Regions from separate parts of the Homo sapiens genome. Here region 1 is linked to region 2. A link is a contact called in ENCODE Hi-C or POLR2A ChIA-PET data. All regions are on one chromosome and are shown on one strand. The core of a region is the stretch at or near the end of the contact, and the rest is flanking DNA. Distances in the headings are between cores, read along the strand shown. Region 1 overlaps GAB2 (GRB2 associated binding protein 2). Region 2 overlaps GAB2 (GRB2 associated binding protein 2).

What was found. Hi-C counts contacts between places; a loop is a spot of excess contacts on that map. ChIA-PET counts read pairs that join two places held with the same protein, here RNA polymerase II (POLR2A). Pooled maps may share reads with other maps.
Region 1: a pooled map shows a loop between it and region 2 (2.4-fold over the local background). The contact joins two enhancer-like sites. A Hi-C loop is called at or near these places in 6 of 168 maps with a recorded cell type or tissue (K562, Right ventricle myocardium inferior, aorta and 2 more), 1 of 37 single-sample maps with no recorded cell type and 5 of 50 pooled maps. POLR2A ChIA-PET finds 5 or more read pairs at or near these places in 8 of 52 experiments (GM12878, K562, WTC11 and 4 more).

What each region holds. Positions count from the first base shown.
Region 1 is chr11:78,289,617-78,296,680 of GRCh38, reverse strand. All of the region lies in intron 1 of GAB2 (GRB2 associated binding protein 2), which reads left to right. Among named protein-coding and RNA genes, the nearest start is that of USP35, 100 kb to the right of the region's middle. RefSeq lists an enhancer at 6,124-6,418. Within about 2 kb of position 4,385, at least 2 of the 41 ENCODE cell types and tissues checked have a DNase peak (open chromatin) inside an H3K27ac peak, as active enhancers do.
Region 2 is chr11:78,255,076-78,262,703 of GRCh38, reverse strand. The region is part of intron 2 of GAB2 (GRB2 associated binding protein 2); the gene reads left to right. Among named protein-coding and RNA genes, the nearest start is that of USP35, 70 kb to the right of the region's middle. Within about 2 kb of position 5,548, at least 17 of the 41 ENCODE cell types and tissues checked have a DNase peak (open chromatin) inside an H3K27ac peak, as active enhancers do.

The DNA of each region.
Region 1 (7,064 bases), core at 3,136-5,635, 35 kb before region 2:
CACATTCCCAGCTGAGGTGGCACAAGGCAGTGTTTTGTGTACTTATTTCACCTCTCATCCTGTAAACAAGTGTCTTCTTTGTCATATATCGGGTACCATGTTTTTTGCATTTTTGTGCTTTTTGTTGGTGATTTCACTGTTTAAAAAGATCCCCAAGCATAGTGCTGAAGTTCTGTCTAGTGTTTCTAAACACAAGAAGGCTGTAATGTGCCTTACTGAGAAAATACATGTATTAGATAAGCTTTGTTCAGGCAGAGTTGAAGTGCTGTTAGCCATGAGTTCAGTCTTACTGAATCAACAAATATTAAATAAGGTGTCTTTAAACAGAAACACATATAAAACGAGGTTATGTATTGACCGATTGATAAAAATGTGACCAGAGGCTAAGAGGAACCTAATCTGGTATTTTTCCCCTAGAGCAGGGGTCCCCAGCCCCCTGGGCCGAGGACCCTTACCAGTCTGGCCTGTTAGGAACTGGGCCTCACAGCAGGAGGTGAGCAGCTGGTGAGTGAGCATTACTGTCTAAGCTCCACCTCCCATCAGATCAGCGGTGACATCAGATTCTCATAGAAGAGTAAACTCTATTGTGAACTGCACATGCAAGGGACCTAGGTTGCATACTCCTTATTAGAATCTAATGCCTGATGATCTGAAGTGGAACAGTTTCATCCCAAAACCGTCCCTACCCCTTTCCATGGAAAAATTATCTTCCACAAAACCAGCCGTTGGTGCCAAAAAGGTTGGGGATCGCTGCCCCAGAGGAATGATTCAATATTAACTAATACAGTGTTTGTGCTGACTTTACAGACCATAACTACCAGAAATAACAAGAGTCACCTATACTCATCTTACTCTCTTTTCCTGAAAGTTCTCCCTCCAGCAGTTTTTCTTCACCCAGCAAAACTCTTCACATCCTTCAATACCCAATCCAAGTGCCACCTGTCCTGTAAAACTTCTGTGACTCCTCGAGGCAAGCAGAGTAGTCCTCTCCGTCAAGCATCCACTGTTCATGTGGGTGCTGAGAACACCTACATGAACTGTGCTGAGAACCTCTGTTCATACCATTATAAGAGCACTGACCATGTACTGAGTTACCTATGTACTGTACTTGTCTGCCCTTTCCATAAGTCATGAGATCCTGAAGGACCTGGCATTACTGGATTTCATAAATGTTGATTGAATGATTGGAATGAGGAAGGGAGAGTTTGTGTAGGTGTGAGTAAGTGCTAATGGAAAAGACATTGAAAGTGAAGGAAAAAGAAAGTGGATTGAATAATGAATATGATCAGGGCTCTTGTAAAGGACCCCTGAGTTACTCCGGTGGTAGCAAACTGGTTCGGACATATGGTTACAGCCTGTATTGATCAGTGACCTAAGTTACCTTAAATGAGGAAAGAGTTTATTGACCCGGAAAGTCTAAGGGGAAAATCTAAATCTGGCCTCAGCCTCAGGTTAAGACTCACATTTCGCCATTCTAACTGGTGTGAGATGGTATCTCATGGTGGTTTTGATTTGCATTTCTCTGATGGCCAGTGATGATGAGCATTTTTTCATGTGTCTTTTGGCTGCATAAATGTCTTCTTTTGAGAAATGTCTGTTCATATTCTTCGTCAACTTTTTGATGGGGTTGTTTTTTTCTTGTAAATTTGTTTGAGTTCATTGTAGATTCTGGATATCAGCCCTTTGTCAGATGAGTAGATTGCAAAAATTTTCTCCCATTCTGTAGGTTGCCTGTTCACTCTGATGGTAGTCTCTTTTGCTGTACAGAAGCTCTTTAGTTTAATTAGATCCCATTTGTCAATTTTGGCTTTTGTTGCCATTGCTTTTGGTGTTTTAGACATGAAGTCCTTGCCCATGCCTATGTCCTGAATGGTATTGCCTAGGTTTTCTTCTGGGGTTTTTATGGTTTTAGGTCTAACATTTAAGTCTTTAATCCATCTTGAATTAATTTTTGTATAAGGTGTAAGGAAGGGATCCAGTTTCAGCTTTCTACATATGGCTAGCCAGTTTCCCCAGCACCATTTATTAAATAGGGAATCGTTTCCCCATTTCTTGTTTTTGTCAGGTTTGTCAAATGGCGATCATTAAAAAATCAGGAAACAACAGGTGCTGGAGAGGATGTGGAGAAATGGGAACACTTTTACACTGTTGGTGGGACTGTAAACTAGTTCAGCCATTGTAGAAGTCAGCGTGGCGATTCCTCAGGGATCTTGAACTAGAAATGCCATTTGACCCAGCAATCCCATTACTGGGTATATACCCAAAGGATTATAAATCATGCTACTATAAAGACACATGCACCTGTATGTTTATTGCAGCACTATTCACAATAGTAAAGACTTGGAACCAACCCAAATGTCCAACAACGATAGACTGGATTAAGAAAATGTGGCACATATACACCATGGAATACTATGCAGCCATAAAAAATGAGTTCATGTCCTTTGTAGGGACATGGATGAAGCTGGAAACCATCATTCTCAGCAAACTATCGCAAGGACAAAAAACCAAACACCGCATGTTCTCACTCATAGATGGGAATTGAACAATGAGAACACATGGACACAAAAAGGGGAACATCACACACCAGGGCCTGTTGTGGGGTGGAGGGAGCGGGGAGGGGATAGCATTAGGAGAGATACCTAATGCTAAATGAGGAGTTACTGGGTGCAGCACACCAACATGGCACATGTATACATATGTAACTAACCTGCACGTTGTGCACATGTACCCTAAAACTTAAAGTATAATAAAAATAAAAATAAAAAAAGACTCATATTTCATCAATATCCATCTTTTAACCTGCTTGCATGCTCTCGCTCTCCCTCACTCTCACACGTACTCTTTTTCTCTTGCTCTCTCTCGGTTGGCTGTTCTTAGGCGACAAATAGTGGTTCCTGCAACTTCAGGGAAATATTGTGACAACCCTTTGTCCAGTGACACAGCCAGTTTGAGTAACACAAAACAAAGGTCCTGGAGTTGAATCTTAATGACTCTGAGCTGGCTTGGAACATAACGCTTGTCGCTAAACTGATCACAGTGGCATGTAGGATGAAATGGTGCAAATTGGCTTAATCTAGATTACCATGATCTACTCCTTGAAGCCTATAGTTGGAGTCAGCTTTATATAAAGGATTCTAGGTGATCTTTTGTGTTTATGGTGTCTGTGTACCATCTTACCTGGAATAGAGATTGTGTTAAATTAACAGATCATCTGACTGAGAGGTTTTTTTCCCCCAAAACAGAAGCAAATAAACATTATTTTGTTCCTTTGGTATAACTTTCATTGAACAGTTATATAGTGCTTTGGAAGTATCAAGTCCTGTGCTAAATAAATGCTGGAGATACAAAAGCCCCTGACCTCAGAATGTCATAGTCTTGGGGTAAGAAAAAATTCATTCTGTGCCCGAGGAGCAAATAAGTTCCTTTAGAGTCCGAGGGAAACTGTACTTATCTGCCCTTTCTCAGATGAATGAGTCCAGAACAAATACAGTTAACTATGCTGCTCTCTTCTAGGGGATCTGCATTTGAGGAGTGGAAATAACTTTGGACTAGGAGCTGAGGCCTAGATTCTAGTTGCATTATTGCCATCTGCCATCACCAATTAACTATAAACTTGAATTCATAAACTCTGTGGCCAGTGTTTCTCAAAGTGTAGTGAGCAATTCATCTGCAGTAGCTTCACCTCAAGTTCTTTGTGGGTCTGGACCCACAGAATAAGAAGATCTTGGGCTGTGGTCTCTGTAAGTTGTTTAATCTCTATGAACTTCTTTTTCCTCACCTGTTAAGAGGATCCTATTTACCTTGCAGCATTTGTTAAAGGATTAAATGTGATAATGAGTAGAAAGCACATGGCAGGTAGCAAGAGCTCAGCAAATACACTTTTAAAAATTTCCTCAGAGAGTATAAAGTCTCTATGGTCCAGAGTAGTCGAAGGATTGCTAGAGGAAGGATAGCAAAAAGCCTTTCCTCGCTCAGGAAGTGTGCCTTCAAAAATGTGTAACTGTTACATGACTCCCACTGTACTCTTGTAATGTTTGCTGTTAACTATTATGGGACACGAGACTGGCATAGTAGCTTCGTGTTGAAATATATTAGGATAGACTTGTACATCATATGTTCAGAAGTGAGATCAGATTCCCCTGTGTCTTTGTGTTTGTTTGAGCTAGAACTCAACCACATCACCACCTGAGAGTTGACAGTTGAAAATATTTCTAAACCTCCAGAATCTTCTATCTTCTGCCCTGACTTTGGTATACCAAAGATAACAGAACTCTTCTTTGATGACTAAGGACTTCTCAAGGTCTCAAATCATCTTTTCTGATACCAAATCTCACGTGCCTTGTGGCTAAGGTTGTAGAAGGGGCAAGACATTACTTGGAAGAGGCTTTTGCGAAACTCCTGGAATAGGCGTGTCCTTTTAACTTCCCGCTTTCTGAAGAGGGTAAAACCAAAAACTGCCAGTAAACCTAGAGAATCCTATGAAGTGAGGTTTATGGTTAATCTGAATCTAACTGAGGTTACTGGGTGATACCTATAATTTAAACCTGTTAGGCGGGTATATGAAGAACATAACAGTTGTATCTTCAAAAAGCTCTTTGCCTTATTTTTTAAAAATTCACCAATAACAAAGACTGACTCTCTCTCTCTCACACACACACACACACACACACACACCCCTACACACCTCTTAGTGAAGCTCCCAGGTGGAGATGTGGTTATTCAGAAGAACACATCCCTCTGTTCTAAGAATCTGAGTAATCTGATTAAATGAGGTGTTACCATATCATGTTTTCTTAGTTAAAAAATACATAAGGGGCTGGGTACAGTGGCTCATCTGTAATTCCAGCACTTTGGGATGCTGAGGTGGGAGAATTACTTGAGCCTATGAATTTGACATTAGCCTAGCCAGCATAGTGAGACTCCATCTCTAAAAAAAAAAATTAACTGGGTATGATGGCGCATCCTGTGATCACAGCTAAATGGGAGGCTGAGGTAGGAGGATCGCTTGAGCCTAGGAGGTCGGGGCTACAGTGAGCCATGTTTGCGCCACTGCACTCCCGTCTGGGCAACAGAGGGAGACCCTGTCGCAAAAAAAAAAAAAAAAAAAAAAAAAAAAGAAAAAGAAAAAAGTAAGTCTCTCAAGATAGGGGAGAATAGACCTTAGGTAGTCTCTTGTCCATCTATTGATCTACTCTTTTTTTTTTTTGAGACAGAGACAGAGTCTTGCTCTGTTGCCCAGGCTGGAGTGCAGTGGTGCGATCTCCGCTCACCGTAAGCTCTGCCTCCCAGGTTCAAGCCATTCTTCTGCCTCAGCCTCCCGAGTAGCTGGGACTACAGGTGCTCGCCACCACGCCTGGCTAATTTTTTTTTTTTTTTTTTTTTTGTCGTTTTAGTAGAGACGGTTTCACCGTATTAGCCAGGATGGTCTCAATCTCCTGACCTCGTGATCTGCCTGCCTCGGCCTCTCAAAATGCTGGGATTACAGACGTGAGCCACCACGCCCAGCCTTGATCTACTCTTTGAGCCCTTCTTCTGTCACACTCCCCAACCTTCCCACCCTTTGTTTAGGCCAGGAGTCAACAAACAAATCCTGCCACCACTTCTTTTTCTAAGCAGTTTTATTGGAACACAGCCATGCCTGTTTGCTTATGAATTGTGTATGGTTGCTGTCATGCCACTATAGAACTGAGTAGTTATGACAGAGAAAATATGACCTGTAAAACCCAAAATATTTGCTAACATCCTTAACAAAGTTTGCTGATCCCTCACCTTGCCTCTTTCTTCAAAATCTCCAGTGTTGAGTATTCTCCAGTTTCCAAGAGACCTGCTTTGGACCACTCATTTAGAAAGTTCTTACGTTCTAAAAAAAATAAAATTTGGTTTTCCGTAGACTGCTCCTGCTGGTACTTGTTCAACTTGAGTATGTTGAGTAACTAAAAATAAATCAAATCGCTCTTCCACATATTGGCGGCCCTTTATATCTTAGAACAACACTATGATCATGACTCCAGGCAGAATCTTGCAGAATCCTGGTGTGATAAACTTTCACGGGCCTTCATTGTCACCAGAAGGGAGCATAACACTCTTGCACAGCTAAATTGTGGCCCACCTAGGTTTTCTGGGCGCCAAGAGCAATAAGAGGAAGTTATAGCCTCATTCTACATGCTTGAAGACCTTGAGATCTAACCCAAAGGATAGAGACAGGTTCATGTGACATGTACTGTCTGTTCAACAGCTAGGAGTGATGCAACTTCCAGGTCATATGTACCCACACTTTGTGGTCTTGATGGTTGTGAAATGGTTTGTTTTCTGACAGAAGGAAAACAGTCACTTCTATTTCATCAGAGATGGGAGTGGCATACCCTTGATCCTAGACACAAATTCTTTTTTCCAACTTTCTTGACAGTAGACCCTATCCATATACTTCTTTAAGCCCCACTGTTAAGTAAAGTGACTTTCATTGTCTTTTGTCTCCGTTATTACTACCCTAATTTAGATTGCCATCTTCTCTCACCATTGCAGACTATCGCAACAGCTTCTTAATTGTTTTCTTGTCTCTTATTTTTTATTTTTCTGGTTTGTCTCCCGCACTTTGCCAGATGAGAGCACAGCATTGGTTAACATTTCTCTGCTGATCTATACTCTTCAATGGCTCCCCGTTACAAATAAAGGAAAGATGAAACTTCTTAGGGTGGCATTCAAGGCTTTTCAGGACCTCCAAACTCTTCCTTTCCTCCCTCTTTTCCATATTGAGAAGACTGTGCCATATTCTCTGAACCTATTTTATCTGTTCCCATGCCCAGGCCTTGGTCATTGGTCATACTGTATGTTGTATTTAAAAAAAAAAAAAAAAAAAAAAAAAAGGTCCTGTTCTTCCTTTCCAAAACCGCATATCAAACCCTACCTTCCTCATTGTTTGTGTTCATTGCTCCTTCTCTCTCGTGCATGTTTGCTTTCTCTCATGCTGTTTCTCTCTCTTAACCCTGAAAGTTTGATTCCCTGCTTCAGTGGTCTACTAGCGTATTATGTCTTTTTTTATGGTGCTTACAAAAAAATCTTCT
Region 2 (7,628 bases), core at 4,299-6,798:
GCAACAAGACACAAGTCTGGGAGATGAGTAGGGAAACTACAGATGTGAAACCAGGAGATTATTGGGACCCCCGGGACTGGAGGCAGGGGCTGAGAAAGAGCTGCCAGCTACAAGCTGGGTCCTGCGAGGCTCTGTAGCTGAAGTCCTCTACTCAGCACATGAAGGGCAGCTGACCCCATTTTTGTACCCTCTGCGACAGATCCTGCCTCTGGTCAAACCCTGAAGGTCTGGGAACACAGAGTTCAAGATCTTTTCCCTCACCAGGTTACCTCCCACAGTGCAGTGCTGAGGGCCAGCTACCATTTGTGGAGCACCCATGTGCAGGGACTATGTCATTTCTTATTCCCCAGAACAATTCTTCAGGTAGCTGTTTTATAAATTTTACAAATTAGAACTCTTGGATTCAGGTACCATCCCTAGGTTTCACAACTAGTAAGCTGAGATTCGGACTCCAACGTGCATGTTCCTTTCCCAGTAGCACACTGCTTCTCCTGAAGCCGAAGTTCCCCTTCAGAGAATTATGTAGATCTCATAATTCCCTAGGCAAAACTGGAGCTCTTTGAATCCTAGCCTAGCCATCCACACTATACCAGTTTAAGGTGCAATCTTGTGATTATTGCCGCTGATCACGATTCTTGATAAGCATCCACAACTGATAAGTCTGACGCTTCTGTTTTACACCAATTGCCAGTTGTCTCAGAGTCACTGTGAAAGGAGGGAAAAGCTTATCTCTTATAAAGTTGGTTAGCTTCAAAATACAGTGATGTATTTTGGATATTTCTGTGGAAAGGTTACAAGGGTCAAATGCATCATTAATGTGAACTTAATATACCCACTTGATGGATTGATTCCTGTGGGAAAACTAATGGGTTCCCAAAGTTCCTCGGGGGAGGGCTGAAGTGCTCCTCCGAGTATAAATTTGTTCTTTCTGACTGCATGTAAGCTCATAAAGCATAGGCCACCCTTTGGGGCTGGCCTGCAGCTCAGTAGTGCCTCTCGTACCTGCTCCAGACCCTAAGTAAATCACAAGAGTGCTTCATTTCAAATATGAATGAATCCTTGATGGGACCAACTAACCAACCCAAGCCCCACACGAAGGAACAGGAGAAGGGTCTGCCGCAGCTAAGGGGTACGATAGGTATAAACAAAGCTTGTAACCTGACCTCTTGCAAATCAACAGCACAGTGCATGGCTAAAGATAGACTTGCTATCCCCAAACAGAAATACACACAACCCAGAAAACCTCACTAAGTGATAACAATTTCTTGTACCCTAAATAACTGTTTACATTTGGATCTCATTTGGTCATTCTTCTAACCCAGGGAGGAAAGATTCCAACAGAACTTGCTGCTCTAGTGTGTTTATTGAAGATCGCCTTGTTCTGGTTCTGGTTCTGGTTTTTGTTTTGGTTTTGTTGAGACAGGGTCTCACTCTGTCGCCCAGGCCGGAGTGCAGTGGTGTGGTCACAGCTTACTGCAACCTCGACCTCCTGGGCTCAAGTGATCCTCCCACCTCAGCTCCCCAGCCCCCCAGTCTGGGACTGCAGGCATCTGCCACAATGCCCAGCTAATTTATATGTATGCGTGAGATATATATATATCTCAGACATACATATACACACACACATATATATATACATACATACATATATAGAGACAGACAGACAGCGTCTTCCAGTGTTGCCCAGGCTGGTCTTGAACACCTGAGCTCAAGTGATCCTCCTGCCTTTGCCTCCCAAAGGGCTGGGACCTCCTTGTTCTAATTGGAATGTTTTCTAGGCATAGAACATTGTGCTAAACACGATTAGAGAAAAAGATATGGTCTGGATCCTGGATTCTAACAGCTTATAGTTTCACTTCACATGACAGATTTATGAATTCCCAATTAGAATAAATGGCAAAATTATGTACTACAAAAGATTTAGAAGGCATAGACTGGGCGCGGTGACTCATGCCTGTAATCCCAGCACTTTGGGAGGCCAAGGCGGGCAGATCACCTGAGGTCAGAAGTTTGAGACCAGCCTGGCCAACATGGTGAAACCCTGACACTACTAAAAATACAAAAATTAGCTAGGTGTGGCAGTGGGTGCCTGTAATCCCAGCTACTCGGGAGGCTGAGGCAGGAGAATCACTTGAACCCAGAAGGCGGAGGTTTCAGTGAGCCAAGATCGCACCATTGCACTCCAGCCTGGGAGACAAGAGCAAGACTCCATTCAAAAAAAAAAAAAAGATTTAGAAGGCATGATTAATTCTAACTAGGGAGACAAGGCATTTCCATCTCTGAAATGAGATGCCTCGAGCCAAAGAAGGTTGTAAAAGGACGTGTGACCAGGAACTGTGCTGTGTCACTAAGCTACAGTCACTCGCTCTCTTTCCTCTTTGCCTTTCACAGAATCAATTTCTGCTAATGTATACTGTGAGATCGTATGCATCAAGGTCAGGATGTTCTGACTTGGCTCTCCCTAGCGGAGATGGTGTTCTTTCTCAGAGTCTTCCCTTGGAAGGGGGATGGGGAATCATAGGTCCAGAAAGATCTCATGGGATCTCATGTTACTGCCTGTCTGTCTTTTCTTTTTTCTTCCTCCGCTTTATAGTTCTTATAAACATTAGGAAACTTATATTTCTGAACTCGAGAATCTATTTATACTAGTGTTTAGTACTTTGATCCACAAATGTTTACTTACCATGCAAATAATGAGTGATACTATAAACTCAAAACAAATAACAGATCTGGTCCAGTTAGTGTCCTGACCAGATCTCATAGCTTGATTGCTCCTGCCCCCAGGCCCACATTACAGAGAGTACATCTTCATTCATAGCGATACATCTTTTAGTGCAGGGTAAGGGCTCTTGGAGTAAGTTCTGAATTCTTATTCCAGGGTTCATTTCTGACCTTCTGTGTGGCCTTGGACAAGTCTTATTTCTCTGGGCCACAGTTTCTCAAACTGTAGATGAGAGATTTGAGAGGTAGGAGGAGGGTGGTGGTGATAAATTAGAGACTGGACTCTGGGGACCCTTCCAATTGCTATATTATGTGAGTTACTGTGTAAAGTTGAGCCATTTTATGTTTGGCCTTGAATTTATGAATTTCCTCTGGCATAAATTATGATATATGCCAAAGGCCTTTGAGACTTAATCCTTCTTAAATAATTTCAGGCTTATGATGAAAAGTGACCTGGAGCTTTGGATCCAGTCTTGCCCTCAGCACCTGTCAGCATGCTTTTGTTTTTAGGATTCTTCATATGTTCCTTGTTTTTCAGTGAGCTTTCTACAGGGACCACACACTCCTTAGAATCCTATCAAATACTGTTGTCAAAATTCTTTCGTCATCCTCTCTGCACTAGAACTTTTAGAATTTTACCACCATTCCACTTCTAGTAATAAAAAATGGGACAAGTGTCAGGCCAACAGCCATTTATTGAGTATTTAATAATTACTGTTTACCTATATTTCATATCAAATCCTCAAAAGAACCCTGTTGAGTAGGTGTTCTCTTTGGCATTTGACAGTGTGGGAAATGAGGGATAAAGATATTAAAAGTTTTGCTCAAGGCCCTGTAATAAGATAGTTCCAGACCAAATACCACATGTTCTCACTTATAAGTGGGAGCTAAATGATGAGAACACATGGACACAAATCAGGGAACAACAGGCACAGGGGCCTACCAGAGGGTAGAGGGTAGGAGGAGGGAGAGGAGCAAAAAAAATAACTATTGGGTACTAGATTTAGTACCTGGGTGATGAAATAATCTGTACATCAAACCCCCATGACACAAGTTTACCTACATAACAAACATGCACGTGTACCCCTGAACCTAAAAGTTTAAAAAGAAAAAATGCCAATGAAAACATTATAAACTTATGAAAATCAAAAAGGGTACCCTATATATGGAATTATAACTGATTCATATATTGTATGTGCTATTTAAAGTTTATATATTCAGGCCAGGCATGGTGGTGCATGCCTATAGTTCCAGCACTTTGGGAGGCCAAAGTGGGAGAATCACCTGAGCCCAGGAGGTCGAGGCTGCAATGAGCCATAATTGTGCCACTGCACTACAACCTGGACAACAGTGCGCGATCTTGTCTCAAAAAAAAAACAGAAAATTAAAAAATTTAAAAAAAATTATAATTCAACTCTAAGAAGCTTCTTAAGAAAACTTTTAAATACATGTTTCTCATTGAGGGGAAAAAAATTAAATAAAATAGTTTCAGAACCTGTGTCTGGGAAGTCCACATCAGGGTTATTTTTGTTATACCTTGTTCCTTTGGAGCCATAGATTATGTGAAGGGCCAGAGAGAACGTGGATGCTTATCAATTTGCAATTTTGATGATCCAAAGGAAGGTTTTTGGAAATATTTGCTCTTTCATTTGTCACTCAAAGCCTGCTTTGCCTTTTCTTCAGTAGACCCTAACCCTTCTGTCTCTGCCCCAGAATTAAGAACCAGAGGTTGTTAAAACCAAACCAGTGGATCCTAATCTGAATCTCTGTAAATATGACTAATGAGGTCTGAGGTGGGACCAGCCCTCTGCATTTACATTTCCCAGAGATAACTTTGATGTGTACCCCCGATCTAATCCAACCTCTTCTTTTTGTAAATAGAGACAGTGAGGCTTGGGAAGATGAAATGGTATGCCCAGATTCACTCAGCCAGTAGGCGGTAGAGCTAGGCCTGGACCCCCATCCTCATATTTTAACTTTCCTTCCCTAGTACCATTCACCTCATAGGGCTCTTGTGGGAGTTCTTCCTCTGCACAGGTGAAAAGAATTGGCTTTGGAGACTGTGAGATCTGATTCAGATCTAGGCTATGCCACTTTCTGGCTGTGTGACCCCAGAGTTTGCTATTGATGTCTCTGAGCCTATTTTTCTTCATCCAAAAAAAAAAAATGGAGGTAATAATATGTACCTCACAGGGTAGACTAGAGGCACATAATAGGTGCTTAGTAAATGGCAGCTGTGCTTACCACAGTCACTGTTGTCCTTTTGGTTCTCATTAATTCCCCGTATACCATCTGTACGGCATATAATTGTGACCAAAACAGTGACAGTTACCTTCCAAGCATCCGTCATGTCTTGGAAAGCAGCTCGTACCTCTTTGGCCAATCTCAAGGTCTCAACCAGCTCCATGTGTACTCCAGGAATAGGAGCAATAAGAGTGGCTAAATGCATGATATAAAATGATCTCTATTCCTCACAGCAGTCCTACAAAGTACTTAGCCCTATTGAACAAGTGAGAATTAAAAAGGCTTATTAACATATCCAAGGCTACAGAGCTAGGAGTTAGCAGAGTCAGACTTTGAATCCAGCTCCAATACAGCTTTTGGTCTACCACTTTATGGGTTCTGAGACCCACTGAGGCTTGAGGGTGGGGATAAATTTTTGGGGGAGAAGGGATAAAGATGAAAAGGGCACTGAGATAAGGGAACTAGTCATTATTTGGCCAGTCATCTTTTCCAGAAACTCCCGCCAACCACCCCTTTCCTGCTCATGTTATCACTAGCCAGTCGATGGCTGGGTTGGCCTGGGCTGGGCTCCTCGGCTGAAATCCTTCAGAGCTTTCCTGTTCTAGAGTTTTGCAAGAAGGTGGGAGGAGTGTTTGTATGCTGGGCAGGCTTCCCAGGGGTGATTGTGGAAAGGAAGGGGAGTGATTCTGTAGGGCCCTAAAAAGAAGCCAGGAAGAAGAAAAAAAAAAACTGTTTAAAAGAAAATAGATTGACTCAGGCATTTGTGGGCATTATCTTTAGTCTAGACTTGGAGATAGAAGCTCAGGCCAGGAGTCTAGAAACCTCCATTTTCTTCTTGTGTTTTGGGTCATTAGGAAGGTCAGTTACACAGCAAGAAGTACCAAAAACACCCCAGCCACACATTGTTTAATATCTTCCTTTATTTTCACCATTCTTTTCTTCTCCCAAGGGGTACCCAGGCAATAAAAACAAATCCTATTAATGCCTTATGCATGTGCATGGATTTGCTTCCAAACCCTTATCTCATTCACCTCCTAAAACAACCCAGTGAGACAGACAGGTAGGCTAGAGATTATCCTCCAATACTTGATAGTTATGAATTAAAGCTCAGCGACCACACATGATCTCACAGCAAGTTTATGGCAGAGCTGGAACTGGATTCCTGGTCTCTTGACTTCTGTCCCGTGCATGAGGTTCACTCACTGGGAGTAAAATTTCAACCCACTTAGATCTATTCTCACTCCCCCATGCCTGCCACCAGGTAACCACTAATCTTTTTCACATCCCTGCAGATTTGCCTCTTCTAGATATTTCACATAAATGAAATCATTTCTAGAATCACTCCCCTTCCTTTCCACAATCACCCCTGGGAAGCCTGTCCAGCATACAAACACTCCTCCCACCTTCTTAACAAAACTCTAGATCTGTGGTCTTTTATGATTGGCTTCTTTCACTTAGCGTAATATTTTGAAGGTTCATCAAGATAACCTATATCAGTATTTTTTATTTCTATGGCTAAATAATATTCCATTGTGTGGATATATCACATTTTGTTTATCCATTCGTCAGGACATTTTGGTTGTTTCCATTTTTTGGCTCTCATGAATAATGCTGATATGGACATTCATCTATAAGTTTTTGGTGTTTGTGTTTTAATTCAATCCTTTCAGCAACCCTCTATGATAAACTGCAGGGCAAGTTATCCTAGATATTAATAGTCCCTTTTTACAGATGAAGCAACTGAGGCTAAGTGATTTGCTCCAGGTCAAATAGCAAGCAGATCTGCCTTTAGGCAGATCTAGGGACAGAGCCAAGTCTCTCCACTATTAGCCTAATACATTTTTTTCTGTTACATGTAGCACACCATGTCGCTTTTGTTCTATGAAATGTTTGGAAGTATATTTGAAAACTTTAATTATAGGGAGTGACCCTGAGGGGTGATGAAGCCATGAATCACAGCAGTGCCAGGTCTACTAATCAGCCCTGTCCAGAATGGCCATGTAGAATGTACTCCACTTACCAATGGCAAGCCATCTGAAGGGAGCAGCTTTCAGTGAGCAAAACAAAACAGCACCAAACCCAAGTTGGCTGAAGCTCTTGCCTCCAACTGATGTGGAAAGTGAGGTAGCACCTCCCCGGAACCTCATCTATTGGGGCACAGGCAGCTCATCAGAATTGGGGGTTGGAACCACGGAGGAAGAAGTAGCAGGGGTACTCGGCCATCAGGGTCCAAAATGAGAAAAATCTTATTCCAGAAAAGTTGTCTCTGAATTTAGCTTTGTAATTATTTTTCCTGAGATAAGCAAGAAAACCTTGTTTGATGTTTTAGGTTTTATGGTATATATTGGTTTCCTAGGACCTCCATGACAAATTACCACAAAGTGAGTAGATTAAAACAACAAAAATTTACTCTCTCACAGTTCTAGAGGCTAGATATCCAAAATTAAGGCATTGGTGGTATTGGTTCCTTCTGGGTGCTCTAAGGAGAGTCTGTTTCTACCTTTCCGTTAGTTCCTGGTGGCTGCCAGCAGTCCTTGGCATTCCGTGGCTAGTAGATACATCATTTCGATCTCTACCTTGACCCATACATCACATGGTATTCTGCCTTTGTGTTTCTCTGTCTCTGTGTCTCTTTTATAAGGATACCAGTTCATTGGATGAGG